Linked DNA regions of Homo sapiens: region 1 is linked to region 2. Evidence: chromatin loops called from intact Hi-C (ENCODE). Cell type or tissue: HepG2. All regions are shown on one strand. Each heading gives the region's core, and the rest is flanking DNA. Links, peaks and the distances in the headings are about the cores only. Region 1 overlaps COL4A6 (collagen type IV alpha 6 chain). Region 2 overlaps COL4A6 (collagen type IV alpha 6 chain).

The links. Hi-C counts contacts between places; a loop is a spot of excess contacts. Peaks named below come from ENCODE experiments on the same cell type or tissue, not always from the same donor. Only the 100,000 strongest peaks of a DNase experiment are listed, where the experiment ranks them.
Region 1: it touches region 2 in a loop (3-fold over the local background); 3 of 110 quality-filtered maps call a loop at or near these places.

What each region holds. Positions count from the first base shown.
Region 1 is chrX:108,288,468-108,304,958 of GRCh38, reverse strand. All of the region lies in intron 3 of COL4A6 (collagen type IV alpha 6 chain), which reads left to right. Among named protein-coding and RNA genes, the nearest start is that of COL4A6, 140 kb to the left of the region's middle. In HepG2, for the core only: no CTCF peak of the experiment used is centred there; DNase peaks (open chromatin) are centred at 5,518 and 6,728; H3K4me3 peaks cover 1,770 bases.
Region 2 is chrX:108,237,386-108,253,876 of GRCh38, reverse strand. All of the region lies in intron 3 of COL4A6 (collagen type IV alpha 6 chain), which reads left to right. Among named protein-coding and RNA genes, the nearest start is that of ATG4A, 150 kb to the right of the region's middle. In HepG2, for the core only: a CTCF peak has its summit at 8,220; a DNase peak (open chromatin) is centred at 7,406.

The sequences.
Region 1 (16,491 bases), core at 3,564-11,563, 52 kb before region 2:
GCATAGGTGTGGTTCTAGCCCTACTCTCCACATCCAGGATTAGCTGTTAGGATGCTGTGAAGTTGATGGGAAGTCTCCTGTTGAGGGAGTAATCCCTGCTGCTGAAAGAAGGCAAAGAGCTGGGGCAGTCATTTTCACATCTTCTTTAGCTCCTGTTAGCTGCAAGGACCACACATCTGATTTCGATGGTTTTCTCTGGGATTCTGCTTTCCTTAACTCCTCTGAGTTTTTGACCTGGCCTCTTCTTTTGCTTGATTGCTTCTTACTCTATACCTAATAATGCAAGGGACTTGGCAAAATGCTTATCTTTTACTTCCAACAATTCATTCTTTCTCCAAGATGAGAACATTAATGAATAATTGTGTCAAAGGTAATCCCTAACTTTCTTTGTGACGTTGTTTCCACCCTCCTCTCCACCAAACCTTTCATTAAAAACCTCTTAACCTTTTGCAAAGTTGATGGTCTTGTTCCTCTTCCTTGTGGGAGGGGGGAAGTAACGTCTGAGCAGAGAAGTAGCCACTAGGTGGTAGTAAAGGACGGGGTAGAAAATCAGGGGTCTTTGTATATTTACATATGGTTCTTTCGGTTCAGGATAATTAATGATAGTGTTAAAACATGTGTCTCTGCACAGAATCAAGATGCAATCATAGCCCTGCAGATGTTCGTGGTTATCTTAATCATTTATTTGATTGTATTGTGACATTACAGGATTTATGGAATATATTATATGTACTAGTGAGGGAGGCTTCTGCTAGAGAAGAGCCAAGGAGCTGGAGAAGGAGATAGATAAATACACAGCTGTGGAGACAAGAACACTGCTTTAACTATCCAGAGACCTAAGTGTCATGCGTGAGCTTTGCCAACTGGATGACTTTGGTTTGGTGCTTTCCCCTCTCAAGGTCTCAGTTTTCCCATAGGTGGGATGAGAGATTTGGGATGTGTGATCTCAAAGGACCTGCAAGCTCTGACAATCTAAGTCAGACACCACATTACTGTACCCTGATGGTTCCTTGCCCCTAGAGTGCATTATCGTGCTTTCTAGTATTGAAGTGAGATACGGAAGGTGATGTTTGACAATGTCCTATCCTCTGAATGGTGTCTTGGCAGCTGCCTCAGATATAACTCATTTGCTGTGGCTTCTTTACTGCTGCTGCTTCTAGATGCTCCTGACAGCTGAAATTGTGCTTCTGCAGGAATGTGCAGGACTCTCCTTCCTTGGTCATCTGGATGGTGTGATTTGAAGAGTCACAGGAATTTCTCTTCACCAAAACCCAACAAAATCTTCCCTGCCTTGCCTAGGAGTCATTCTGCTTACCGTTCTAGCTTTAGAAACTCGCTCTTTAAATGAAGCATTGCCCTGTCCTTGCATTGCTTGTATAAATCTCATGTGCCTCTCTGATGAGAGGAGCCATGCTCACTCTGCATATCTGTGTGCACAAATCACAAATTTTGGGGGACCACTCAGTTTTCCTTTTGCTGTCCCTGCTAAGTCATATGACAGAGACATCAGATATTAAGACATGAGTGAGCATCTTGCAGGTCAACAAGCGACATATTATCTCCTCCTAGTCTACCCCCTCCTTCAGTTGCCAGATGTGTGCCCCTTTTTGCTTCTTGTTCTTCCTTTCCTCCCTAGTCTCTAACTTCCCCTTTTCTCCCTCAAGACTTCCTTCCCTCTTGCTCCATTTCTAGCTTTCCATCCCTCATTCCTGGTTTCTCCACCATGGCCTCCTCCTCACCTAGTTTCTCCCCTCTGCCTTCAGTTGCCTGGGATTGCTTCCTATGTCACTTATCTTTGACTCCAGTTTCTATTTTTTGTCATTTATCAGCACACATGAAAACTGCAGCAGCAGGATAGCAGGGAGGAGTTGCTGCAATGTACTTTATAGAGGCATCCCACTTATCCAAAGATTCTTAATCTCAGAGCCTGAATAAGTGGTCTGCAAATTGGGGGGGTGGAGGGGGGAGGGCATGCAGGTCAATTTGTTGGGTATAGAAGAAAATATGAAAATTTCTATTCACATTTAATTTGAGAGACACTAGAAAGAAATTAAGATTTAGGATTAAATAATTTATATAAAGTGTTTAAAGCTGTGTGGTTCACTAAATGCTATGTATTAGACTATTATTATTACTATTATATGTAACATGTGTATTTTCACTGGCATCCTCATCAGGTGAGTTGGCTTTCTTCGGCTTTCCTGTTGTGCATACTCTGTAAGGTATCCTGAGGGAAGAGTGGGGGCTCCACAAGATGGAGGGGTGTCCTTGGGGCCCTTACTTTTTTTCCTGAATGTATACCAGAGATATTGATGTTTCCTTGGACCTAGTTAAGTAGATTTATGGATATTATCTAACTACATTTAACCCTCACAAAATGGACAAGCAGCTTAAGAAGATTCCTGCAAATAGACCATGTATTGGAGATAATACTAGTAATGTAAGCACATGGCAGAGCTCACACTTCTACTCCTAAAATGAGATTTTTATCAGCCTCATTATGAAGTAAAAACCATGGTAATCTAATTACACCTGACAAGAAGTCAGCAAAAACATATTGCAAGAATAATGAAGACTATATGAAATATGGATTTATGTCAATTCTCAATGATGAAAGATCTTGCCCTAAGTATATAATTGTGCCTTAAGGTATTAGCTAATAATATAATAAAGCCATCACAATTAACAAGACATTTAACATGCTGTTTATTTCATCTTTGTCTCATCCTTTTACACTTTTTATTTATTGTGTGTTTCATTTTATATATATTATCATTAATATATGGGGGAGAGATTAGGACATGTGTATGATTTATATAATTGTTAACAATGTATAAATATACATGTTTTGAGGAAGCATGCTCAAAGCTTTTCTAATTGAAAAAGGGTGTGCAATCAAAAGGATTTGGAGACCACTGGCCTAAACCATACTTAAAATAGCTGGGAGCCCGCAGACAGAGGCAAAAGAACTCTGGATAAGAGAAAAATAACTGTCACAAAGTCTCTTGCTCTTTCCTTATAGCATAGTCATGCAACCAACTTTAGAGCTTCACCTTGACAATTTCACATAGAATAAAGCAATGGAGATCTCAGGAACTGGGAGAAGTGAAACACCAAAGGAACTTATAAAATAATAAAATTGCAAGGCTGGAAGGTTGGATCCAGCCCTCAAGAGGTACATCGTAGGTTACAAAAGGCTTTCCTGGCATGCCTATGAATGCTCTTTCCCTCACTTTAATTATGAATGGGCTTGGAAGAAAGTTTCAGAGAGATTAAGAGACTGTCCCAAGATCTCTTGTAAGTGACATAACTGAGATTTAAATCAAGTGTTCCATTCCCCTCCATAGTGTTCTTTCCACCATGTCAAATGGCCTCTGAAACCTTTGTGGCCATAATCAGCTGAGCTCCCTGCATTACTCGTTGCAGTCAGATTGTTGTGATTGGAGGAATACTTGGAGTGGAGAAAATCTGCTAGGAAGACATCCACGAGATATCAACAAATCAATTGCCCTTCGTCCTCCACCCTAGTGAGTAGTAATTCCTGACTGCATGTATAGCATCCATTTATATCCCTGTCTGGGTTTTAAAGTGTTTTTCTAATATCCTTCTCTTTTAAAGGTTTAAGAAATGAATTCCAAGCTTAAGGAAAGCATGTTTTTTATATGTGATTACAAGTTCTGTGAGGAGTCATGTCAGTTTTCACAGCTGTAATGTGTGTCTGTCCCTTTATGTAGGCCACTGACTGTATGAAAGTTCACTGCAATGGAGTTAGAAACATGTGGAGATGAAATTACCAAGTATATGTCAGGGAAGTAATTTGGTGTCTACTTTGAGAAGACTCGCATTAATGGAAGTCTTCCAAGAATGTTTAAGAAAATTAATTGCACAGCAACTCTCTAAGCTATAGTAAAAGTTGATGGAAAAATGTGCATTGCTTTGCAGAAATTTGCTTCACTATCATCTTTTCAAAAGAGCTTTTATTTTAACAAATGAAGCACATAGCCAATTATTTAATGACCATCTTTACTTTTAGAGGTGGAAGTCCTAGACTATGTTCTGTGTTTTCTTTTATCTCATTGTGTTTTGTGAGGTTCAAGCCCCCTAGAAAAACATTTAAGAAAGTACTCTGGGGGCTAAATATTGGTGCAGGCACTGTGGGGAATGGAAACATTTCATAAGTACCAGACTTCTACTTAGGGCGGCTACACACACACACACACACACACACACACACGCCAATGTTTGACTACCCATCACTGCATCTGATTAAAAGTCTAAATGGTAAATCACGAAACCTCAAATGGATAGACTGGTATGGTCTGTAGTAATTAAGCTATCTCTTTTTAAAAATATTATGACAAAAAATATTTCTTTAGGAATATTAATTTGGTGAGGGTTATCCAGGGTGGATTGGAGTAAGAGACATGATAGGCAGACACTAAGCTCCCTATTTTTAGATGTAAGTGGCATGTCCAAGACCCCCTAGCACAACAGAATGGAAACTTTGTTTTTTCTGCTGCTTAGATGCTTTCTTTCAGTGGTTTTCTCTATTCCTGAATACACACACACACACACACACACACACACACACAGAGAGAGAGAGAGAGAGACCCAAACTAGTGATTTGATGATGTGACCTAGTCTTCACTTTAGATGAATGTATGACATTTTAATTTTTAAAAAATTAGCTGGAAAATAGTTCTAGCTCCTTTCCCTCACATTTGTCTAACTCTTTGGAAACCAGTGTCCCCATTGGTTAGTCCCTACTAATTCCACTTAAGGAGAATTCATCATAAAATCAAGTGGAATTGGCATCACTGAGATGATCCTGTCTTGATTCCAGAGGTAGGACTATTAGATGCTTTTCTCTGTGGGATGTTAAAAGCTCCTGTAATTACTATGATGCCCAGGGAGAAAGACCAACTCAAAGGGTCCTGAAAGAGCATCTGTTTCCTACCTGACAAATTTTATTGTGGGGGTTATAAGTATAAGGCAGAGTTTGGGGAATCATGAAAGAAGGAAGTCATTGTCTCATATAAAACAGATTTTAAAGCTTGGTCAGCAGAAAAGTCTGCAGAGTACCTTAGAATTGTGCCCTTATCCTGAATTACTGGCTGTGACCATGGCAGGCTCCTACGGTGGACTTAGCTAAGCCCTAGGCTTTGCTATGACAGCCTTTACACCTTTTATCCTCAGCCTTATAAGCTCAGTTTTACTTTTTAATTTTTGAAGACCAAAAGAAAAAATGCTCATTTCTTTAGCCCCAAGAAAGATTAATGTATGTTTGGTTATCAAAGAAATTGTGGTCTCTGTCCTTGTACATGTCTTTGCTAGTTCAAGTAATTGTAGTGACTTTGCATTCCATTACTTCAGTTAGGTTCTCTCTCAGAGCTGACACGAGTCAGTGATTGCTACCCCCTTCACAAGTTGTTGGGGGAATGCCAATACAGCTATGAGCAAGGGAGGGAGCTGTGGAGGAACATGCTGTGGGGCCCAGAGAGGAATAAGGGGTAACCAGGGTTCAGGAGCCAGGTTTCCCCAGAGAGAGACAAAAAGAAAGCAAACAAAAGGAAGAGACAGGTCTAAACAGGCTCCCCAGACAGGGCCCCTTTGCTTTAAGAACAGAGCCTTAAACTTCACAAAGCTCAGGGAGGAAAGGAAGCCAGGGGTTAAACGTGGCCTTTGAAATTCAGTTGAAGAATTATTAACTGAAAATATACAGAGAGAAAAGCCACACATATACACAGCAACATTTGCTATTCTTAAAACCCATTCAGACACTCTATGAATTCAGAAATGTGCTTAAACCTGCATATCCACATAGATACTAATATTGACCCCTCAGGAACCACAAAGGTACCACAAAGACACAGATAATAAACATAAGAAGAGGCTCAACAGCAGGAGGACACAGAGTCCCAAGATGCCTAACGTGGGTTGCTTTTGGAGGCATGTGGCAGACAGTTTAGTGATCTGATGCGATCCATTATCAGAACTGGGGTCCCATTGCTCCTGTAATTGGTACCAGAGTAAGAAATTTAAACTTCTCCCTGAATTTTACTTTTTAAATCAAGTCCAAACTGAGCCAGAGCTCTGAGAGCAGAATAGAAGCCCGTCTCTCCCTCTTCCTCCTCCTTCATAAAAGGAGCAAGGAGACTTGAAGGCCTCCAAGGTCCCTTGGAGGCACCAGAGCCTGCAATGTGGCAAGTCCGCCTGCCCCCTCCCTGCATTTACAGTCCAATGACCCAACGCCCCCAGACCCCAGACAGTTTAACCAGCCCCCGCAGGGCCTCCTTGAGAGTTTCCCAGATTCCTGAGGGGAACCTGATCCCGCCCTGGGATCAGCATGGGCTCTTCACAGCATCCCCGAAAGATCCTTGCTCCTCGGGGATCCCCGAGAACAGCACCCGTTCCCACACACAGCCATCCCTGCAGCGCCATCACCCACCCGTGGCTGGGAGGTGACCTCCCAGGGTCAGTGGTGAGGCCGCCCAGGGAGAGGGCCCGGAGGCCAGGCGGGAAACAGAGCAGAAGCGACAGAAATTCCCCCTGCCAGCCCAGGCTGCCAAGGTAGCCCTGGACAATGCCCTGTCTGACCCGCCGCCCCACCAAGCCAGGCCACGGCCAGAGCCAGAGTGGCCTTCGGCCCTGAGCGACAGGAGAAGGCAGTTCTGAAGCAAACACGGCACAAAGACAAACGCAGCCTGGGAACTTTGCACCAGCTTCTACACTGGAAGGCCTAAAACGTCCCTTGTTCCAAACACCCCCCTCATTCCCCCCAACAAAAGTATTTACCTCATGAAGAAAGGGAGAGCGCTAGACTCACAGAACAGTTGGCAGAGCCAGAAGGGCAATCATCTAGTCTGACCCTTTCATCTTACATATGGGGAAACAGGCCCACAGTAAAGAAGAGACTTAAACTCTGAAGAGTGTTTTTGAAAAGTCTTTCCTTGATTATGAAGGCAAGATGTGTGTGTGTGTGTGTGTGGTGTGTGTACTCACACACACACGTGAGAGAGAGAAAAAGAGGTGTGGGGACGAGATGGGATAGAAAGGAGAAGACAGGAGAGGGGAGGGAAGGGAAGAGAAGCAGAGGGGAGGGGAGGGACTGCATGCAAGCCTGAGCCAAGGAACTTGTGAGCAGGAACACTAATTGCAGTGCAAACAAAAATATCTTTGAGTGTAAGTTGCCCCTCACTCTAGAGACCAGATTTTCTTCCCACTTCCCAGGGGCCCACAGGGACCCAGAACAGGGTAGAGAAATTTGCCATTTGGGGAATACAAGTAAGGGCAGTGGTTGAGAGCATGGATTTTGGAGTCAGATAGCTAATCTTTTAAGCCCTGGTTCTATCATTTACTAGATGTGTAAATGATACACATTTACCCATTGATTCTCAACCATATTGCCCCCCAGGGAACATTTGGCCATGTCTGGGAACATTTTTGGTTGCCACAACTGGTGGGGTCATACTGGCATCTAGTGGGTAGAGGACAGGGATGCTACTAAACATCCTATAATGCACAGGACAGCCCCTCACAACATAGAATTATCCAGCCCAACATGTCAGTAGTGCCAAGGTTAAGAAACTCTGCATTAGGTGAATGGTTTAGCTATTTTCTGAACTTCAATTTATTTATCTGTGACTTGAGAATAATATTACCTATCTTTCAGGGTTGTTAAGATAATTAAATAGGCTAATACCTTTAAAGCAATTAACATAGTGCCTGGCACAAAGTAAGCACTCCATTAATTATTAGATTTGAGTATTATCAAACCCTCCCTTAACTCCACCATCTCCTATAGTTACCATCCTATTTCCCTGTTCCCCTTATAGCATAATTTCTTGAAATATTTGTTTATACTCAAAATTTCCACTTTCCCAATTCTCTCTTGAACCTATTCTAATCAGGCTTTCGTTGCTACCACTCCTTTCTTATAAAGGTCACAAGTGACAAACACATTGTTAATTACAATGGTAATCTCTCAGTCCTCATCTTACTTGACCTACCATCAGCATTTAAAATGCCTTTTCACTCTCTCTTTTTTGAAAAACTTTCTTTGCTTGACTTCCAGGATACTATTCCTTTGATTATTTTCCTACCTTGGTGGACAAAGCTTCACATTTCCTTTGTTCCAAGAGTAGAGGGCTTGGTCTGATTTGTTTTGTTGAATGAATGAATCAACAAATAATATTTACTATGAAGATTAAAAGAGATAATTGTTTAAAGTGCTTAGCACACATTAAGTACTCAATAGTCATCACCACCATCACTACGACTGTTAGCATTGATGTTATTGCTATTACAATTATTCTCCCCTACTGATTATGAGCCCCTTGAAAATCAGACTAATGGTACTTTGTCTTGGTTCTCCTTTGTATAGAGCTTTGTTCAATAGAACAATATATAGCCAATATCCAGAAAACAGTTTCCAATGGGCAGGATTAGCTGAAGATGGCGTGAGAGGAGAAATATTTTATAAAGAGTTTTACTGAGGTTAGAGGTGGGTGGCTAGAGGCTCAGAGGAACAGACATGCAGTAGGAGGTCATACCCTACCCATTTTCACTCTCTGATTCAGAAATGATAGGACCACGAAAGGGAAGGAGTAGCAATTCTCACCCATTAATCATCCCAATACCTCCTTGCCTAGGTATGGAGGAGAAGTGGGCCTGTGGCCAAATATTAGCATGAACAGAGCTTATCTGTTGGGTTTGACAGAGTGAACAACATAAATTCACTTTTCTCACAGTACTGGATTAACTTAATTTTCAGTCATCTTGAACTTTGAGTAACTTTATACACTTTCCTGCTCCTACCACCATCTTTACAAATTTGCAAGTGGCATTTATATTACCCAGAGAATATGGTCCCTTAGGGATAGTCATTAGAGAAAGCACACAACCCAAATCTATTAGAAAACTTTTGAACACTCAAAGCATCCATTAGGTGTTGCTGATCGTTCTGATAACATAATTTGGCAGCATTTTCAGTTAAAATGAGGTAATAACCAAATAGGATCTTTGAACCAAGTTTCTTTTTTCCACTAAAAACAGAATGTCTAGATTTTTATATAATATTCAAGCCATTAACTACCACCAACTGTGGCATTAAATGGTGGCTAGTCTCTCCCTTATCCACTTTACCACTCATACCAAGAAAACATCCATAATTTGGACCCTGACTTGGAAACGTCATTAAATAAAACCCATATGTTTCCAATCCCTGACCATCCAAAACCCCACTCCTACTCACTTGCATTATCACCCATATGCAATAACCAACTTGCTTTGCAGATGGGTCAGCCTATCTGTAAATTGCCAGATAGGACCTGTCCAAGTGCAGAGAAAAAGTTTAGTCCGATTTGCATAAGCAACCAAAGAAAAATGTTTGATCCACAAAACCCAAACCATTAACCTCAAAAGGAATTATGATGATACAACTTTATTTTCAAAACAGCATTTTTTCACTTTTTTAAACAACAGTCTTATTTTTTAAGCCTTCCAGTAGGTGCTTAATAAATATGCAAGTGACATAAAGGCCACCATGATTTTCCAATTGGCTTGGCTATTGGTGGCTTTGGCAGTTCTACTATTATTTGTCAAAGATCCTTCAGTATCCATCTGGGCCCACAGAAAGCCAGAGCTCCCGAAAGAAGTGTTGATAGAGCCCAAGGGGGAAGTTGCAATTCATTCTGGAAAGGTGACCCAGCTGCCAGCATCCCCTGAGCCTCCTGTAGATGCCAAATGAGCTCCTTGTCTAGTAATCCCATCTGTGATCTAAATGTATACAGAAACTGCCCGATCATCTCCTCCTCTTGACTAATGTGCACATGGAGATGTATTTGTCCTACTAAGATACAGAGATTGCTGTCAGATCTATTAAAGATAACAGTTGTCATCTTTTTAATCATCATTATTGTAAAAATGATAAGGATAACACATAATAATGAGATAGTAATAGCTGTTGCTATCTGTATTTACTCTATGTCAGGCATTGTGCTAGGTATTCTATATATGTCTCATTTAATTTTTTAAATGAGATATAAATATCATACCATAAAGCTCACCCCTTGAATGTGTAGAATTCAGTGCTTTTTAGTATATTCACAAGGTTCTGCAACCATCACCACTATCTAATTCCAGAACATTTCATTACCTTGTCTCGTTTAATTTTCACAGTAGCCCTGGGGAATAAATATTTATTTTAAACCCCATTTTGCAGATGAGGTAACATTTACAGAGGTTAAATGATTTGCAAAGCTCCCATAGCACATAAGTGGTGGAATTCAGAGTCAAAGACAGATCTCTCTGGACCCCAAACCGAAGCGTCTCTTTCTACCTCCCTGATGGTTCTTTATTTGTGCCATGGTCTATTTTCATTTTCATTCATAGGAACACCAAAGGGAACAATTGTAACCTTCTTGTTTTGCTCTTCTACTTCTTCCCCTTTTCTCCTTTGTTCCTTAAGGAATTGATGGCTTTGGTGTCCCTAGCAACTGCCATCCTCCTGCCTACCTACACCACATACACACACACACACACACCAAAAAAAAAAAAAACACAATTGCCCTAACAAAATTTATTCTCAGCTAGTGACATTAGTTTGCAATGAAGATCTTAAACACTTATAAAACCTTAATTTGTTACCCTTTGTTAGACCTACTTTTGTTTAATAGAAAGTCATTATTTAGCATAGTGATAAGAAAAGAACTTAGGTACCAAGCTTGGATTTTACGTTTGGTCTGGTTTCCCCATACTAAACATGTTACCCTGGGCAGTTGACCCCTGTAAGCCTCAGTTTCCTCAGCTGAAAATGAAAATAGTAATCCTATGTACATCACAGGGCTGCTATGAGGGCTAAATTGAATATACATGCTAAATGTTTGATGCAATGTCTTGAAACAGAGTACATGCTCAATAAATGCTGGTAGTTATTTTGGTAGCATCAGTGAGTGGATAGAATGTGGAATTATAGAGTACTTGTCAAGTTATATGGCCTAGAATCAACCTAGGCAGCCTGCCCACAAGGCGAGTTTTGATAAAAAGCATTTATTAAGCAAGGAAGTGCATGCCAGGTAGTATACCAATTAAGTTAAATAGCTCCTGCAAATTCTTGCCAGTTTAATCAACTAAAAACATAAAGATAACTTTTGGCTTTAAATCGCTGACTGCTTTCCTCATGGCAGTCACAACATTTTCCTCTTTAAGAATCTACAATGATTCCCAGGTGTCATCAAAAAAAAAATCACTTGACCTGTAGAATACCTAGTATAACCTGGACTTGTACAGTGTCAGGTTGGGTATAACCTGCCTGAGTAAACCAAGTAGCCTCAGCAGACCTGTATGGTTGGGTAGAATCCGAAGTCCCAAATATAGTTCAGATTATAACCCATGGGCTATTTTAGAGTTAGCAGGTTGGGATGAGAATCTGGAATAGATTTCAAGCCAGGTTATCATTTAAGGTTTTAAGTAGCTTCCAAAATCCATTCTAAGCATGGGCAGGGTGGGCAGTTGGCAGAGGTCCAAATAGGCTGCCTGAACACAATGTAAGAGCAAGTACCAGAGACCCAAACTTGACTAATAATAATATTAAGTACTTATCATAGGTGAGACACTTTGCTAAGGGCTTTATTATGTATTAATTATCTCTTTATTCTTACAACAGTTTTGTGAGAATAAGTGGTATCATCCTCTCCATTTTAAAAATAAAGGAAATCAAAGGTCACATAACTGGAAAGTTGTGAAGCTGAGATTCAATCCCATATCTGTCTGGTTCAAATATGCATACCCTCAACCATTATACTGTAATAATACCTCCCAAAACACTAAAGTACTGCTGGCAACCAAAGGCTTGGAGACTTGGGCACAAGGATAAAATGGTCCCGGCAATAAAGCTGGCTTGCTGTTTTGCTAGACAATTATTGAAGTGGAAATCATGGCTTTTTTTTTTTTTTTTTTTTTTTTTGCTTTTTTCCTTCTCTTTCCTTTCTTTTTTTTTTTTTTTTCCTAAGAGACGGGATCTCACTGTGTCATCCAGGCTGGAGGGTAGTGGCATCATCATAACTCACTGCAGCCTCGAACACCTGGGCTCATGAAATCTTTCCACTTCTGCCTCCCTAGTAGCTGAGACGACAGTGCTTTTCCTTCTACTGTGTGGTGGCAGCAGTAAGCCAAGAGGCTGAGATGGGGGCTGAGACTTTCAGGGAGGGGCTCAGAGAAGCCCTGAGTTGGATTGAAACAGATTACTGTGGTGATTTTTCAGGGTTTTATTTCTCTTGCTGTTGTACACAAGTTCACTTTGTCCTATAGATATGTCCTTGGAATTTTGTCTTGATTGCTTCACATATTCTAATTTTCATTGTTCACATATAGAATAATAGCTTCTATCACTCTACCTTTAAAGTTCTTATCTCCTTCCCTTCATCTAGAAGAGAAAATGCAACAAGCGGGAGAAGATGACCCTTTCACTCTTAAAGAGCTTCATAAACTCCTAATAAAGGAAATGATAACAATCTTTCTAAGAGGCGGCCCCATTTTGCAATGATGAAGTCTAGATGCTACAGAAATAGTCCCAGCAGGAAATAGCTGAAGGCGGAAGGCAGTGTTAAACAGAAAGCATGTGTTGAAAACCACCTTGGTCCCTTTGGAAGATGAAAATATGTTGTAAGCTACTGCTGAATGTTTTCTCCCCTCTAGTGGTCAGTGGAAGGAGGAGACAATGGTGGTATAAGTGGTGCCTACTTTTTAACTGTAAATGCAATATTACAAGTGATATTCGAAGAAAATTGCTTCCATAAGAACAATGCTATAAATGGAATTATGTTTCAGACCAAGGATACTGTATCAAAAAAATTAAAAATATGACCAACAGTTTGTGATACTAACAAAGGTACAATTACAGTAGGAGTATAATAATTCTACATAAAAAATTAAGTTGTATGCCTTATATTGGGCATAGATATATTCTATACAGTGATTAAAAAGAGGCCTCTGCTATATCATGTTTGTCATCTAAATCTAAAATGCCACCTACAATAAACAATACAATACACATTGACTAAGCATTTCATTAACAATTTTGTTTGCCTTCTTAGATTTTAACTTTAAAGTGCTCTCCAAGGTAATCTAAGTTCTCACCACAGAACCATTTATAAAAAGAAGCTCCACATTCACCCAGATATTGTTTAAAGCGTTTCCAAATGTGTCTCTAAAATTAATACTGGCAATTTCCCGTCTCAGCTAATCCTCTCTGCATTTTTGGCATTTTGTATCAATAACATTAAAAATGTTCACAGTCTTTAACCCAGGAATTCTACTCTTATGAATTTAATTGAAGGAAATACAGGAGTAAGAAAGATTTATAAGTGAAGATACTAATCAGAGCCCTATTTGTAACAGTAAAAAAAAAAATAGAAAAAGCCTATATGTCTTACAATAGGAGAATGGTTACTTAAAGAAGTATGGTATATCCCTTACAGTGGAATATCATATGGTCACATAAAGTAATGTTTCTTGGAAGAATGTTTAATACTTGTAAAAATGCTTATGGCATAATGTTAAGTGAGAATTATGGAAAACAAGTATTTATACAATATGATCACAATTTTGTAATGATAATTATTCTACACCCAATTTTTAAAAAAGGTTGAAATGACATGCACTAAAATGTTGTCAGTGCTTATCACCAGCAGAGAGGATTATGGGGAAATTGTTGGACATGCAGAGAAAGAGAAGACCACAAAAGAGACTGAGAAAGTATCAGTAAATAAGGTCCTAATGAGAGCTGAGGAAATGAGGTGACTGGAGCTAGATAATGGAGCTGGGTAGGTCCTCTTGGACAGAAGCCTAGGTTGATTCTGTGAATGAGAGGGCAGACCCAACTAGAGTGACTAGCCACCCTGGTTTGCACAGGACTGAGGGCTTTCCCAAGACATGGGACTTAATGTGCTAACACTGGAAATGTCCTAGGCAAACTGGAATGAATTGGTCACCCCAGACTCAAGACGTATCTGATTTGGAAGGCCCTATGTGATCTCCAAATTCAACCTCTTTCTTTTTCAGATTAAAAAGCACCCAGGAACTGGGAGATGGGTAGTGTCATGACCAAAGTCACACAGGTAGCAGAGCACAGGACTGAGAGTTCAAAGGATTTAGCTCTGCTCTCTGCTGTGCTGCTTATTAACAAGACATTTAATCTGAGGTTTAGGTTAAGGACATAACACCTTGCGTGTTCACCAGATTATGACAAAGACCAAATTTAATTATTCACAAATACAAGGAGTTACCAGTAACAATAAACAAGTATTAAGCACATACTACATTGCTTTGGGCTCAATTCTAAGATCAAGGAAGTATTAATAATTCCAAATTTATAGAATTATGGTAAAGTCTAATTGAGATTATATTTCTAAGCAAATTAGTACAATGTTTGCCTTCTACAAAGGACTCATTAAACGTTAGCTCTGATGATTATATGTCACATTTTAATACATAGATGTGGAAATCCCACACCACTTAATAGTAACTGTGAGACAGGTACTTTTATTAATGATCCCATTTTAGAGACAAGAAAATTGTGGCCCAGAGAGGTTATTTGCCTTGCTTAATTTTATACAGTCAGCAAGTGACAAGGCCATTTGTCTCCTGGTCAAGCCCTCTTTTCTACTTCATTAAATTCCACTCAGTAGAAAGCCTTTTTGGATGAGAGCACAGTGAACACTTTTTCTTTTTACAGTAAACTTCCTTCTTCCTACTTACATCTTCAGTTTAATGAAAGCCTCCTCTTGGACTAAATAGAGGCCACCAGGGAGCCTTCCATGAGATATTTTGTTAGCAATCTTCTGAGAATTTCAAGATCCTTTAGAAACATTGTAAAACAATTATAGAGTCTGCAGAATATCGCTTACAGGGTAAGGATTAAAGTTAGGGATGCTCTGGTAAATGTTTAACCACTGGCTCTGGGAGAGGGTGAGAGGGGGACACTGATTAGTAACATTTGCAGATATCCATGGTGTAAGTATTTCCAGCATGGCTGATTTCAAACTACTGACGAGATTCGCTCCTGCAAACCAGTGCCAGCCAATGCAGGCCAGTGCAAGCCAGTTCCAGCACACCACTGGAAGCAGAATTCCATGAGGCCATTGCTATCCTTAGTTTATATAAATTCAATAAGAATTAAAGTGTGAGCGTTATTCAGGGAGCTTGGTTTTAATATATGCAAAAGGGAGAGAGAAGTGAGTGCAGGCCAATGGGCTGGGATATTGCAGAGAGTAGGACAACTTAAGGGAATGCCCAGAGGAATGGAGGTTGCTGCCTGCAAGTCTATGTCTGGCCCTTCTTGAAACCTTTTAGGAACACCAAAGCTTGCACCTACAATAATTAGAGAAGTTTTTTTTTAAAACGAAAACAAAAACAAAAACAAAAACTTGGCACAAGCCTTTTGTTTTCCTGCCAACTTTTTAATTTGAACATTTTCAAACCTTCAGAAAAGTTGCAAGAATAGTACAAAGAACACCCATATACCTTTCACCTAGATTCACCAATTGTTAATATTTTTCCACACTTGCTCCATCTCTTTATTTCTACAAACTATTTGAGAGTGAGTTGCAGATATTTGAATTTTCACCCCTAAATACTTAAGCATGAATCTCCTAAGAACAAAGACACTCTGATACACACACACACACACACACACACACACACACACACACACACACTATACTCATTGCTCTTGGGAAATATAACATTGATAAAATATACAGGTTTAGAGTCTGTAGTCAAACTTCCCCGTTATCCCAATGATGTCCTTATAATTTTGTTTTTTCAATGCAGAATCCAATCAAAGATTATGCTTTGCATTTAGCTGACAGCCTCTTTGATCTCCATTAATCTAGAACAATTCCCCAGACCCCCACTTTTATTCTTTTGTCTTTTATGATGCTGATATTTGTTAAGAGTCCAGGCCAGTTGTTTTGCAGAATATCTCTCAGTTAGATTTGTCTGATTATTTCTCATGAATACATTGCAGTTAAACCTTTTAGTTTACTACCATGTTATGTCCTTCTCAGTGTCTCACATCAGGAGGAACATGATGTCATTTTTCCAATTATTGGTAATGTTAAACATAATCATTTGGTTAGGGTGGCGCCCAATATATTTCTCCATTGCAATGATACCAGTAAAGCTTATCATTTGTGTGAATATTCAGTTCCAGGAGAAGCTTCTTTACACTGAAAGTATAAATTACTTGGTTCACTGCAGAACCATGGGTTGAAAAGGCATTATCCCTAATTAAATGAAAAAAAAAAGAGATTTATTTAAAAATAAGCTGGCACTAAGCTTCTTAGCCAAATTCATGAACTATTCACATGACAAGGGACCTTATCTAAATAAGGAGTTCCATATCTAAATTGTGAACTCCTGGTAGAGTATTATGCCCCAGTCTATACACGCCTTTATGTCTAGAACTTAGCCTAGTGCCTAGGCTATAGT
Region 2 (16,491 bases), core at 4,776-12,775:
AATAAAGTAATGGGCTATCTGACAGATGGGGGCCATAGGAACCCACAAATCCTAGAATAAAATTCCCAAAGGCTTGTGAATCAAGACAGTGCCATATGCACTTAGGAAAGAACTAGGGGTTATGGATACGTTCCATCCTGTCCTGGACTCCACTGGGCTGGATGCATCCTTTATTCTTACTTGGTTCCTGGGCTTTTACATGCAAATCACCAAGTGGTATCAGTACCTACACAGGGCTCTAGGATTCTCATTTCAACAAATATCCCTCAAATATTTCTTGAACACCTAACTGGGCTGTATGGATACAAAGATGAATAAGACGTAGTCCCTGCCCTCAAGCAGCTCATTACATGGTGATAGAAGAAGACCAGGATATTAACAATCACAATTTAGAGAGGTAAATATATAAAGGTATAAACATAATGTAATGTGAACATGTTTTGTTGATTTAACAGACAGTGGGAGTATCTATAAAACTGATTATTTCCTTTGTTGATGACCACTTTGTTATTATGGGTTAAGATCAGATTTATCTGAACAATAATTTTTAAAAAGATAGATTTTTGTGTCCTACAACTTTGCTTAATTCATTTATTAGTTCTGAGAGTTTCATAGTGGAGTCTCTATGGTTTTTTTATATAAAATCATTTCATTTGCAAATAGGGATAATTTGACTTCCTCCTTTCCAATTTGGATGCTCTTTGTTTCTTTTTCTTGCCTAATTGCTTTGACTAGGAGTTCCAGTACTATGTTGAAAAGAAGTGCTAATCACAAGTGGGTATCCTTGTCTTGTTCCAGATTTTTAAGGGAAAGCTTTCAACTTTTTTTCATTCAGCATTATGCTAGCTGTGGGTTTGTCATATATGGCCTTTACTGCGTTGAGGTACATTCCTTCTATACCTAATTTGTTCACGTTTATTTTTATGAATGGATGTTATCAAATGCTTTTTGTGCATCTATTGACATGATCACATGGTTTTGTCCATCATTCTATTAATGTGGTTTATCACATTGATTCATTTGTATATGTTGAACCATCCTTGCATCCCTGGGAAGAATCCCACTTGATCATGGTGAATGATCTTTTTATGTGCTGTTGGATGTTGTTTGCTAGTATTTTGCTGAGGATTTTTGCATCTATGTACATCAGGAATGTTGGCCTGTAGTTTTCTTTTTTTATTGTGTCATTGTCTGGTTTTAATATCAGGGTAATGCTGGCCTTGTAGGAACAGTTTGGAAGAATTCCTTCCATTAACTATTTGGAATAGTTTGAGAAGAATTGGTATTAGTTCTTTAAATGGTAGAACTCAGCAGTGACACTATCAGGTCCTGAGCTTTTCTTTGATGGAGGACTTGTTTATCACAATCTTACTACTGGGTGTATATGTAAGGGAAATGAAATCAGTATGTTGAAGAGATATATCTGTACTTCCATGTTTGTTGCAGCACTATTTACAATACCCGACATATAGAATCAATCTAATTGTTCATCAAAGGTTAAATGAATTTTTAAAATGTGGTATATGTACACAACAGAATATTATTCAGCCATAAAAAAGAATGAAATTCTGTTATTTGTGACAACATGGATGAACCTAGAGGACATTATGTTAAGTGAAATAAGCCAAGCACAGAAGGGTAAATAACACATGAACTCACTCATATATGGAATCTAAATAAGTTGATCTTGTAGAAGTAGAGGGTAAAATAGTGATTACCAGAGTCTAGGGAGAGTAGGGAGAAGGGGAGAAGGACATTGGTTGGTCAATGGGTATAAACTTATAGTTAGATAGGAGGAAAAATTCTTGTCTTCTATTGCATAGTAGGGTGACTACAGTTAACAATAGTGTATTGTATATTTCAAAATAGCTAGAAAAAAGGATTTTGAATGCTCTTACCAAAAAGAAATGACAAGTGTTGAAGGGGATGGATATGCTAAGTACCCTAATTTGATCATTAAATAATGTATACATGATTGAAACATCACACTGTACCCCATAAATATGCACAATTATTATGTGCCAATTAAAAACAAAACTTTTAAAAAAGGCAAGTAGAAAAAGAAAAAGAAACATAATTCGTCATAACCATACACTGTAGAATATATATTGACCAGCATAAAACTTGTTGCAAAATATGTTTGGCATGGAAATTTATGTTTGTGCCTTTATTTACTCTATAACATTACTTTTGTTTATCTGTCTCTCCTCCTATAATGTAAGCTACTTAAGGGTAGGGAATTTTGTCTATTTCATTCACTGTTGTATCTACAGAGGCAGTAAATGTATAATAAATATTTGTTGAACAGATGAGCAAATATGAATAATTTAAAATTATGATAAGTACTATGAAAGAAGTTAACATATACGATTAGAGATTATAACAAGGGGATCTGATGTAGACTGGGGAAACAGTTTAGGCCTCTCTGAGGAAGAGACATTTAGGCAGAGACATGAGAGAGAGAGAAGGAGTTAGCCAAGACAATCAGACAACAGACAGCTCACATCTGGCTTGCAAAGGTCTCTGGAAATCTGATGATGTTTGGTTTCAAATGACTCACATTTGCAGGCTACTTGGTTGATACATTAGGGAATCAGTTTGATTGACATATTAGGGAATCAGTTTGATTGATAGCAATTTTTGTGTTTTTCCTGTTCAAAAGATGTTTTCATTCTCCCATCTATATCTAAATCTTTGGGTTTAAAGCCAAGGAAACAAAGTTCAGACTCAAGTTTCCCTCCTGCCTCAGTCCGCATGTGGAATCCTGAGTTAGACTTAGCTCTGTGCATTTGGCCCCTTGAAACTCCCCTGTGACCCGTTTCTGGCTAGCACCTCAGCTCAGAAGGCTCTTATTTCTTGGTTTGCCTGGCAAGAGATGGGTTCACCATCTGGAGTCAAAAAAACAGCCTGCCAGCCACTGAACAGTTCAGCCTAGGCCCCGGACAATGAGAATCAGGCAATAGCCAATTCCTTGTCTGCAATTTGCTGATTATCACACCCCAGGGTGTGGGATTGTACAGCCAGGACTGCTTTGCTCTGCCTCTCATCAAGGCAGAATGAACACAGATCCTGACAGGTCAAATCTTCCCCCAGACCTCAGAGGTTGCTGTACAAAGGACCAGGCTTAATCTCTGGCCAAGTGTATAATTCATTTATCTGCACGGTCATGAATTCTGGGCTCTCAGAATTCTGGGCTCTCAGGGCAGGAAGCATGGGGCATTGTGACTGGTTCTACAGGCCCAGGGAGTCACTTAAGCCTTGATTGTATTGTGGAGGGAGGGATTTTCGAGACAAAGGGCCCTGTCCTCCCGAGATTGAGCAGATTTGAAGGGGAGCCTATGCACACAAAGGAATGGTGCTTTAGGGAGAGGTTGACAGCCTTGTCATCAATGTCCATGAACTTCTCTAGATCATCTAAGTGATGACAAGGGGGCTAGAATTAATTATTTCATAGACTTTGGCCAAGAGGAATTGAGATAAATAAAGAGTTCATCTCAGGATGTTTGCCCGATGCTCATTCGCCACTTTGTAGTGGAGGGAAGTTTTAAACACCGAGAAACGTTTTCTCACTCGGCCCCTTCTCAGAAACTTGTTGGGGGTCTTAATCTTTGCCTCCAGCTTTCAGAGCTCCTTTACTACCACCAGAAAGACTTGAAGTAAAAGGCAGTACTCTATAGAGAACAGCTACATTAAAGCGAATTGGAAATTGTTTAGAAATTTATAGTTTCCCAACTTGGCCAGCTGTTTTGCTTTCTCTGATCCTCCAGACTTCCTGCTGAACAGAGATGGGACTTGGATGCCATTCTGTGTTCCTGGAGTTTCGTTTGCACAGTTCCACAGCCTGAGGGGGGTTGACCCATTGCAATAAATCCAGCTTCAGATTAGTTATTTGGATTTTGAAGTATTTCAAGCTCCGTGTCCCTCATGTCACTTCACTGCAACCTACCTTGAACTTTGCAATGGAAGACATTTTAATCATGGATTGTATATTATACAACTGCAGACTCCTGAAAGGGAGGAAGTGGATGTTGTGGAAGGCAGATAGCGCTGGAGAGGAATGGAGAGAACAGAGGCTCTAGTGCTTACTCTTACCTCGGACAGACATTTCACCTCTTTGTGTGGTTAAAAAAAATCCTGATGCTCCTCCATTTTTCCTTTTCTCCCTATTCATTTTTGGGGTGGATGTGAAGGACATGAGGAAACCCCAAGTGCAGACCTCCCCAGCTATTCCTGACAATCATTCTTCACCCCTATGAAGATATCTGAGTGCTGTCATTATCTGAGATTGGGACACTCATTAAATACATTATCAGTCATTAATGCTTTACCCCTCAAATACATTTAATAAATTAGTCTCAGCAAAAATTGGAACCCCTGGGGAAATGGACTAGAAGTATAAAGCTTTCTGGGATGGCTGGACAGGATTGTGTTTGCTCAGGCTTTTTACTCTTTGACACCTGGTTTCTAGATCATCAGCAATAACTAAAGATTCCCTGCTTCATATGAGTTTCCTCATTTGCCAGTCAATAGCCTTATAATTAGTAGAAATATGAGAGGACTCTATATCCTGTTGTATCCCAAGCAGTTTATTCAGGAAGTCTCTACTAAACACTTGTTCCAGCACTGTACTAGGTCCTATAGAGCAGCAGTCTCCAACCTTTTTGGCACCAGGGACTGGTTTCATGGAAGACAATTTTACCACAGACCAGGGGTGGGGTGGTTTCGGGATGATATGAGTGCATTACATTTATTGTGTGCTTTATTTCTATTATTATTATTACATTGTAATATATAATGAAATAATTACACAACTTACCATAATGTAGAATCAGTGAGAGTCCTGAGCTGCTTTTCCTGCAACTAGATGGTCCCATGTGGGGGTGGTAAGAGACAGTGACAGATCATCAGGCATTAGATTCTCACAAGGAGCATGCAACCTAGACCCCTTGCATGTGCAGTTCACAGTAGTGTTTGCGCTCCTATGAGAATCTAATGCTGCTGCTGATCTGACAGGAGGTGGAGCTCAGGTGATAATTCCTGTGATGGGAAGCTGCTGTAAATACAGATGAAGCTTCACTTACTCACCCTCTGCTCACCTCTCACTGTGCAGCTCAGTTCCTAACAGGCCACAGACTGATACCAGTCTGTGGCCCCAGGGTTGGGAACCCCTGCTATAGAGGTTATGTCTTCTTTTAATGAGCTTGCTTTCTAGTTGTGGAAGATATGTCAATAATAAAACATGTAACATATATATCTAAGAACCATCTGCTTAGGTAATACAATGAGTGTTAGACAGAGAGTTTTGTAGTGGTGTAGCAGGTGGATCAGTCAGAACCAGCTTCTTGGTGGAGGTGAGATTTTTCCTCGAGCCTTGAAAAACAGATATCATTTTAATATGCAGAGAAGAAGGGAGAGGGCAGTCTGTGCAAAGAGAAGCACATAAACCAAAGTCCACAGGTGGGAATGAGCCCATTATATATGTGGAAGTTCACATGAAAGAGTAAGGGTAGAAAAAATAGCTTCAGACCACAGAGTGAAGTGCAAAGGAATATTTATTTGATCTTTTGTAGCAGTATCCTCAAAACCTTTTTGATCATACACACATATAAGAAAAATAGCACACCCTCAATATATGTATATTCATATACTGTATACTTATACTAATATATTAGTACATTATAAAACATACACAAAATCATACAGGATGATGTAATACAATGAACAAAATAGTTCTGATAGTTTCTTCTCATACCCCAGAAAACCATCTTGTACTCTCCCTGGGGTATCTGTACCCCTACTCTGGATACCACTGCTTTAGAGCATCTGTTAAACATTTTGGGGACCACAGACCCCTTTAAGAATCTGATGGAAGCTACATATCCTCTCCTCTCCTCAGAAATGTATGCACAGATGCTTAACATTTTCTTCATATAGTTAATTTCAAGGAAAGGAGTGGGCTATGGACCTCCTGAAGCCCATTCTTATACCCCAGTTTAAGTTTCTCTGGGTGGAGAAAGGCACAGAAGGCTTTTGAGTAGCTTAGTGGTACATACTCTTTAATCTTTTAGGAAGTTGAATCTGGTAGTGTGCAAAATGAATTGGTGGCAGTGGGGGGCAGGTGGACAAAAAGTAGAAGCAGGGAAACAAGTTAATAGGCTATTTCAAAACTTCATGCCGGAAATGCAAATGCTATGTAAATAGAAAAGAGAGGACAGATACAAATGGTATTTCAAAGGAAGCATAGGCAGATCTCAATGATCAATAGTGGATGAAGGGAGAAGGGAGGGAAGAGAATCAATGGCAAGTCTGAGGCCTCAAGTTGGGGGTGGTGGGGGAAGGGTAATTATTAACTGGTTCAGATGACAGCCCAGCACCCCAGCAGACATGGTCTGAGGGCAGGGGGAAATGTGGGGATAAAGCTAGGGAGAATAATTGGATAGGAGACACAGATTGGGGTGTTGATATGGTGAGAGTAGAAAGTTTATGAGAAGAGAGAGAATAAAAATAGTAAACACTTATGCACTAGGCGTTGTTCTAAGTGCTTTATATCAATTGATGCTGTTAATCCTCATTATCATCTCTGGAAACAAGTGCTCTTATTAACATCGTTCCATTTTATAAACAGGAAACAGAGATAAAGCAGCTTGCCCAAGGTCACAGGCTAGGAAGGATCAGAGTAAGGATTCAAACCTGAGCAGTCTCCAGAATCTATGCCTGTGAGCACTGTGCCATGCTGCCTCTCAATAGTGAGGGGTGAGAGGTGAGTTGTGGGAAAGTCCACAAGGGAAAGGGGAAAAGGGAGGAACAGAGGAACAGACTAGAACCTATCGAGTGTCCACATGGATCAGGCATTGTACTAGTGCTCTAATATTAATAAGCGTCATCATCATTATCACCAAGAGTTTTCCATATGCAAGGCCCTATGTCAAGAACTTTATGAGGTATAGTGAATATTTGTCATTTTTTAATCACTCAGCAGGAAAATGCCTTTGCTAGTTGAAAAGAATCCCTCATTGTATGAGTCTTGATGTGAGTTGGGGCCCACCTCTCACTGCGGAAGCCAAAGGAGTTCAGATACCCCCCTTCCTGTCCCTGTGTAGATAGGAAGTGGTCATAGGTCCTAGGCTGGACTAATAGGACACTTTCTCTGTGGAGCAACTGAAGCTAAGATCATGAGCCAGAGTTCAATCACAGTAGTAGTCAGCGGCTGCGATTATGATACCCTGGCCAGATTGTTCCTGCTATGTAGCTTCAAAAGTCTCCTTCACCTTTTCATCTGTTCTGGAAGTCTATATCATAGATTGGCAAACCATAAATCTGACCCATCACCTCTTTTTCTAAATAAAGTTTTGTTAGAACACAGCCACATCCATTTGTTTACTTATTGCCTCTGGCTGCTTTTGTGCTACAATGATAGAGTTAAGTAGCTGTAACAGAGACAGTATTGTCCACAAAGCCTATAATATTTACTATTGGACTCTTAGCAGATAAAGTTTGACCACTCCTGCTCTTTCCAGTAAATCCATTTTTGGCTTAATATATTCAGAGTTGACTTCTGTTGCTTGCAGCCAAGAACTTTAACTGATATAAATGGATTATCTCATGTAATCCTTATAATAACCCTCCCAAGTAGATGCTATTGTTAATCGCATATTGAAGATAATAAAACAGACACAGACAGGTTATCTGCCCAAGATCACACAGATAGTAAGTAAAATCACTGAAATTCCAACCCAAATCTGACTCTATCATACATGAAAGAGATAAAGAAAATGGAGATGGAGCAATTAGCAGTCCCAGGCCTCTTTTGAGATACTGGAGAAAAGAATCATTTTCCCCCAGTAGTTCAGAGGAACCCAAGTAATCAGGGCCATGGAAAGTGAGAGGAAAAAGGAATAGAGATATCAGTAGCTTGGTTCTGACACATTTATCTCCCTCTTGGCCACTTCTATACAGTCTATTGAAATGTTGGTTTAAGCCTCTGTCAAAAGGGTACACTAACCTATCAATTCTCAGATCATCTGCCAGCTTTTTGCTTGCTAAGAAATTCAGAATTCATTTGAGTTGCATCTCAGAACTATATTAGGCCGTAGAGCTTGAATTCCTTCTTCCAGATCACTGGGACCTACACTGGATCCAGACTGACAGTAGCCAAAGTCATTGTTTCCTCTGCTAAAATATGCACCCTTTGAGGACAGGGTGTAAGGCTTGCTCACTGCTGCCACCTGCATATCGAAATATGGAGTCTGTACCCTCTTTCGAGGTGGCTCAAGTGCAGATGACCACAAAAGTTTATTTGATAGGCAATCCTCCATCGTCTCAGTGTGGCTGGGGCAGATTACCACTTTCACTCCAGGCTTAGCAATCTCGAGCTTTTGCTTTGCTAAATGCTAAGATACTTGCCAATACGTCACAGCTTTGGGGGAGTACGTGGGAGGAGGTTTAAGCATATTTAGCTTTTCAGCCTTACCTACTAGACCCAGAGTTCCTTCCATGTGATTCCTGTAAATGCTGACAATAACATGGTGCTCCCTCTGCTCAGTGCACCATTTAATTGAGCTAATTAGTGACAAAAATATCTCACAGCAGTGAGCCTTCTGTTGGAAGCATCTGAAGGGAAGGAGGATCAAACTGCAGAGTGGTGAAGAAGACTTCTTGGATAAAGGCATTGGGAATGTTATCGGACTGACCTTTTTGTTTGTGTGCACACATGCACGCACCCTTCTGTTAAAATAGTCTTTTAAACTAGGTGGGAAAGTTCATGAAAGACGTTTGTCTTGTCACATGTACTGATGAAGTGTTTTCCTCTGTGATTTTACCCCCAGCAAACTTCTCTCACCAGTTAAAGCAGAAAACCCTACTTCTGCCAAGTTGTTGTTTGCAAGAGAATTTGTGAAGGCCTGCCTTTTGTAGCACATGACTTGTCCCTCAGGAATATCTTTTTAGTCTCTGCTAATGTAAGGGAACATCTGAATGGTGTCTGAAAAGAGAAATCTCTTTTCCTTGGGTCAAGCCTAGCCCTGTGGCCACCTGATCTGGCTCTTTTTTGGATGAGTCCCTGGGGCTAACAAGCGAAAGAGTGAACCTTAGGAAATTGTTAGATATTTTCATGATCATTTCTTGATTATCTGCATCTGGGAAAGAAGTGGTGGTTAGGACAGTTGAACCAACCTAAAGCTTACTCATTCCAACCATTTCAGCACCCTCAAACATTCTCATGACCTAATCATCATGCTATGGTCTTGTTCACGAAGTACTGAATCCTTTTCTAAAGCCCTTTTCCATTGAAGATTCAGACTTAATCTTTACAGCAACCCAGTGAAAGTTCCATGATGAGGGGCAACGCTGTAGTTCAGTTGGTTAGCAGGTCAAATGCTTAGGTGTGTGTTTCTAGGTGCCCTGATCCTAAGACGTGAGGAATTGCAGCATTATTGGTCAGCCAAGAAGAAGCAGAGCCTAAGTAAACTGAGCTCACAGTAGAATGTTTTTGTGATTAGTGGCCAATAGCACACAGTAGATGACCAAAAAAAGACTATGGGTTTTCGCCCTAATCCTTTGATTTTGCTATAAAAGTCTTTCAAGGTAGATATATTCTTTTCTGATGGAATTCAATGTTGATTTCAAGAACTCCAGCTCTGAGAATGCTGCTTAGAAGTGAACACTAAATAACATGTTATGGCAGCCCAGCCTTGCTTGGTGTGATCAGAGAAGAGTGATAGCTCTCTTATCATTCTCCTGTGAATTAAGCAAAAAAAAAAAAAAAAATTGGTGAACATACCTGAAGGGTTATTCTTCACAGGATTTTCCATATGCCCACTCAGAAAAAAGGATCATATGTCTTGGTTAAGAAAATACAAATAATAACATTGTCCACAGTGTTTCTCCTGAAGAGAACTAAAAGAGAAAATGTGACCGCTGTCCTTTTATAAACATCACATAAGCTCTCCCAGGTTTTGGGGAAGCCACTGATGTCCTTGATGAATATGACTAAGTTGTTTGTGTAGGAGGGTGTTCATGTCTATCCTGTAATTAACTGGTGAATTGGGTTGATGTTTCTCCAAGCATATTCTGTAGCTTTTGTGTATGAGTGATGCATGGGTATGTGAGTGATGCATGGGTATGTGAGTGATGCATCTTTGACATTGCATTCAGTTCAACTACTATTTAGAGCAGAGGTTCCCAAACCTTAGCTGCACATTAGAATCACCTTAAGAGCTTTTAAAAACCCCAATGTCCAGGCCATGCCTTATCTTAGTCAGATTGAACTGCCATAACAAAATTCCATAGACTAGGTGGCTTAAACAACAGAAATTTATTTTCTCACAATTCTAGAAGCTGGAAGTCCAAGATCAGGGTGCCAGTGTGGTCAGGTTCTGGTGAGGTCTCTCTTCCTGGTTTTATGGGGTGGCCTGGTTTTATGCTGTGTCCTCACATGGCAAGAGAGAACTCTGGTATCTCTTCCTCTCCTTATAAGGGCACCAGTTCTATTGGATCAAGGTGCCACTCTTATGACCTCACTTAACCTTAATCACCTCCTTAAAGGCCTCATCTCCAATACAGTCACATGGGGGAGGGGGGCTTCAACATATGAATTTGAAGGGAACACAATTCAGTTCATAACATACCCTAAAATAATTAATTAAATCAGACTGTCTGGAAATGGGACCCAAATCTCCTAGGTGATTCCAATATGCAGCCAAGTTAAGAACTACTATTTTATATCCTTGCTGTTCAATGTGAAGTCGCTTCAGCAGCATCAACATCACCTGGGAGCTTGTTAGAAAAGCAGAACCTTGAGCCTCCCGCTGAATCAGAACCTTTTTTTTTAACAGGATTCCTAAGCGATTTGTAGACACAGGACAGCTGAGAAGAACTGATTGAGAGTATCTAGCATGTTTCTAATCTAGAGAGTCTTCTTCTTTCTTTATTTTGCCAAATACTTGCAACAGTAGCTATGTGAGCTTTTTATATGCTATGGGATTGTTCTCAGAACAAGGTGCTTGACTGTGCAGTCTTCCAACAGTTGCTTAATGGTACAGAATACATGAGGTGGTGCACTGGTGAGTTTGAGAGGGCCACCGAAGACATCCAGACTGGGTAAGTCTCATCACTCACTCAGGTGCCATGCACATTGCTAGGTAACTGCCAGGGAGTGAGTCAAGCGACCACTTTTAGGTTCTCTTCTGAAAACAGGAGTATAGTCCTCTTGTTCTTCCTGGTGATTTGTTTACTTTTGGATTGTTTTCACAGAATTGTGTCTTCTAAAAACCATTTATTTGCAGCTTCTTGTTCAGGCTATAGATTTCACTCAAATAGGTTGCTTAGCTTATTATTGCCAAATATTTATTTATTAAGAGGGTTTACCACTAACTCAATCTAGATGTTTTCTACATATTCTGTCTGGTCTTGTTACAGCTTAGTAGTTAATTGTGCGGTGGTGTTTCTCTGGGCTCCAGCTACTCTGGACTACAGGTTTTCTTTGTTGTTGTGAAAATTTATTTTACTAGTTTCAGTTGGAGTAAATGAAAAAGATCTGGCAATGGATGGTGGAGACGGTTGTACAACAGTGTAAATGTACTTAATGCCACAGAACTGTATACTTAAAAATGGCTAAAAGGACCAATTTTATGTTAGGTATTTTTACCATGATCAAAAACAAATTTCAGTGCATTTTATTAAATGTGATTAGGTATCCTGGTTTGGATTCTGGAACAGAAAAAGGGCATTAGTATAAAAACTGGTAAAATCTGCCAAGCACAGTGGCTTGCACCTGTAATCCTGGCAATTCAGGAGGTTGAGACAGGAATATCACTTGAGGCCAGGTGTTTGAGACCAGCCTGGGCAATGTACTGGCATGTCTCTTAAAAAAAAAAAAAAAAAAAACTGGTGAAATCTGAACAAAATATGGAGTTTTGTTAATAGTATCTACCAATGTTAATTTGCTAGTTTTGATGAATGTACAATAGTTACATAAGATGTTAACATTAGTAAAACCAGGTGATGGGGTTAGGGGTGTACTGGAACTCTCTGCTATCTTTGAACTTTTCTATAAATCTAATATTATTCCAAAATAGAAAGTTTTTTTAAGAAAATGGATTCTATTTTGACCCATCATTTTGGAAAGGAGGTAGAAAGGACCATTAGAATAATCTGGCAGAAGACCAAGAGGTAGAACCCTTTTCTTCTCCAGAGCTTCCAGGTTCAGCTCCTTAGAAATGATGGTAGCTAAGGTGCAGTAGAGCACCCCTCACCAAGCTATGCTACTCTGAAAACAGCTCAGTCAGAACACTTTTTGTTCAGGGCTATATATATATATATATATATATTTACTATTATATATTATATTATTATGTATATTTATTATATATGAATAATATATAAGATTATATATAATATATGAATCATAATAGCACTATTTCCTGGATGGCAGTTCAGCATAGTGATTAAAAGTACACAATCTGCAATCAGACTGCCTGGGTTTAAATGGTATTTCTACCACTTTCCAACTGTATGATTGTGAATAGTTATTTAACTTCTCTTTGCTTCATTTCCCTCATACATAAAATGGCAATGATAATAGTACCTACTTCATAAGCTTTTCTGAGCATTCTATGGTACCATCTTTATGAGATGCTTAGCACAGGCCTGAGTTAGAGTAAGTGTAGGTATTATTATTATGTGTCAGGCATTATATTAAGTGTTTTATATACATTTATATTACTTGTGAACTGCTATAATGTCTCATTTTACATTTTTTATAACTTCTAAATTATATGATATTTATAGGGGCCCAAATCATAAGCGTAAAGTTAACATACCCAAGTACCCACCATCCAGATCCAAGATACAGAACATTATCATCACCCCAAAATTTCCTATATGCCCCCACCCAGTTATTACCCACCAAAATTAACTCCATTTGTTTCTGTTTCTATTCAGTTTCAGAGATACTTCCCCCTCCATTTTTCATAAGTTAATTTGGGGATTGTAGAAAACATTAGCATGATTCAAAATGCAAAACCATAGTTAGTAATGTTTTTCCTCTCCCCTCTGTTTCCTCCAATATTTAATTTGAAGCACTATGGCTAATTTATTTTTAAATGAGAGTCATGTGACATTTTTGTCAGAAAATTGCATGAACAGTAATTTTCAAAGCATTCTGAAGTGCTTCACAGCCCCCTTCATTCAGTTCAACCAATATTGAGTGAGCACTTAATTTGGCAAAGCACAGTAGTGGAAAGAAAGGTGAACCAAACAAAGGCTTGTCTTTAGATGCTCCAAGCCCAATTTGGGAAAAAGGCCCTTAGACATAGAATTCTAGTCCAAAGCACACTCTGAATATGATAATAGAAATGCGAAGTTCTACATGTAAAATTACCATTTACAATAACAACAGAAAAGGAAACCTGTAACATATCTTTTTTATTAGTAATTTACCTGACAAAAAGTATATTGGACATTTTATAGATAAAAATTTTAAATTCTACAAACAGATGTAATAGATCTGAATCAATGGTGGGATATACAACGTTAATGGATGAGATGACTTACTGTAAAGATGTCAATTTTTCCCAAATCTACAAATTCAATGCCATTCTTTTTTGTTGTTGTTGTTGTTGTTTTGTTTTTGTTTTGAGACAGAGCCTCACTCTATTGCCCATGCTGGAGTTCATTGGCGCAATCTTGGCTCACTGCAGCCTCTGCCTCCCGGGTTCAAATGATTCTCTTGCCTCAGTCTCCCGAGTAGCTGGGATTATAGGTGCCCACCACCACGCCCAACTAATTCTTGTATTTTTAGTAGAGACGAGGTTTCACCATGTTGGCCAGGCTGGTCTCAAACTCCTGACCTCAAGTGATCTGCCCACCTCAGCCTCCTAAAGTACTGGGATTACAGGTGTGAGCCACCACACCCAGCCAAATTCAATGCCATTCTAATGAAAATACCAGCAGGATATTTTAAGGAACTTTAAAAACTTATTCTAAAATGTAGATAGAAGAATAAATGTCTATGAATATTTAAATTGATTTTTGAATAAAGAACAGGTGACTTTCCCCTCTACAATTTGAGAAATGCTGCAAAGACATATTATTATTAGTAATAAGTAGGAGTGCACAGTAAAAGGCCAGTAAACCAATTAATAGAATATAGAGCTCAGAAACAGATGATGAGATAAAAGTAATTTTACATCAAGGGAAGGATGGATTTTTGGTATTGGAATGGGTAGATCATCATGTGACAGAGCTTCCAAACCAGTGTGTCACATTACAAGCTATAAATGGACTATAGGTTTACAGAGCTATTGATCTTCTTGACCCTTAGGATATCCAGGAAGAACCTAACGTGGCCAGAGCTCCCAGGCTGGTGGCTTCCACGGGTGACTATGAGCAGTCCTACCAATTTACCACATTATGCTAAGCATATGCTATCATATCCTCTTGGTTCGATTACCTGAAAAAGAAAAGAAAAGCACTGTTATCTGGAGAAAAATAGAGTTGGATTGCTACCCTATATCACATACAAAGGTGACCTCTGGATAGATTACAAACCTAAATGTGAAAGGTAAAACTGTAAATGTAGGAGAATTTCTCTATAACCTGAAATAGTGTAGAACTTCTTAAATAAGACCCCAAACCACAAGACATAAGGTGGAAAGTCATAAATTTTACTACATCAATTTTGAGACTTCCGGTTCAATGAATGACACTATAGACAAAGGTAACAGACAGATGATAGACTGGGAGAAGGTATTTGCAATGTCTAAAACTGATAAGGCATTGATAGCTACAATGTCCAAGGAACTCTGGTAAATCGACAAGAAAAAGGCAGAAGACACAATTGTTAAAATGGGAAAAGCATATTCACAGAATGGACAGACCACAGAAGGGGAGAAACTGCATTGGCTAACAAGCCTATGAAGAGATGATTAGCCTTGCTAGTATTCAGAGACGTGCAAATTAAAATAACAGTGAGATATCAAGTTATACTTATCAGATTGACAAAAATTTTAAAGTCAGATAACACCAAGTGTTTGTTAGCATGAGGAGAAAAAATGATTTTTCATGTATTGCTGATGGAAGTGTAAACTGTTACAGCTTACAATCTGACAGCACTCATTGGTATTAACCATGTATTCCTATACCCAGAAACCTCAGTGCTGCATATATATCCTGCAGAACCTCTCCATGGTTTGAAAATAGGACACTTACGGGGATGTTTTTCACAGAATCATTTGTTTATCACAGAATTTTTTGTGTAAGGGATTAGAGGCAAACTAGATGTCTATCCATAGAGAGATGTACATGTAAAATGTGGTAAATGCATACTTTTGAATATTACATAAGGGTTAGAAGCAACAAAGTAGTTGTGCAAATAGTAATATAGATCTTGAAGACATTCTTGAGCAAGAATGAGAAATAGAATGTGATCTATAACCCAAAGACAGCAATATCAATTTAAAATACACACACACGCCCGGGTGTGGTGACTCACGCCTGTAATCCCAGCACTTTGGGAGGCCAAGGTGGGTGGATCACGAGGTCAGGAGTTCAAGACCAACCTGGCGAAGATGGTGAAACCCCCCCATCTCTACTAAAAATACAAAAATTAGCTGGGTATGGTGGTAGGCGCCTATAATCCCAGCTACTCTGGAGGCTGAGGCAGAGAATTGATTGAACCTGGGAGCTGGAGGTTGCAGTGAGCCGAGATCATGCCACTGCACTCCAGCCTGGGTGACAGAGCAAGACTCCATCTCAAAAAAAAAAAACACACACACACACACACCCAAAACCAGATAGATAGATAGATAGATAGATAGATAGATAGATAGATAGATAGATAGATATAGAGAGGTGATAGGTAGATGACAGATAGATAGAGACACATAGAGATAGAAGATAGACAGATGATAGATAACAGAGACACATCGAGATTGATGATAGAGATAGATTTTAGATAGATAAATGATACATAGATAGATAGATAGATAGATAGATAGATAGATAGATAGATAGATAGATGATAGAGACAGAGGGAGAGAGGGAAAGAGAAAGGGAGAGATAGTTGTTAGATATCCTGGACTCATATCAAATATATTAAAGAAGATACCTGAGAGGGATAGAAATGAGAATGGGGATGTGGATGAAGGAAAAGATCTTTTCAAAATGAGGAGCTGGACATGGACTAATGATGACATTTTATTATAAACTAATAGATGTAATTAACTTGGCTCTTTATAGCTGAGTCATTCCCCCAAAATTTTTAAGTGATTTTGGAAGGGAGACATCAACTCCAACCAGGGAAATCTGAGAAGTCTGTTTGGAAGAGGGCAGATTTGAGCTGAGCTTTGAAAGATGGATAGAGCCTTGGTAGAAAGTTCTGGAAGAGAAGGGTATTTTTGGTGAGGAAGCAACTTGGTTGGAAGCCACGTGGTGAGAGAGTACAAGATGGGTTTAAGTATCAGCAAGGAGATTGTAATTTTTGAAGTCTAGGGC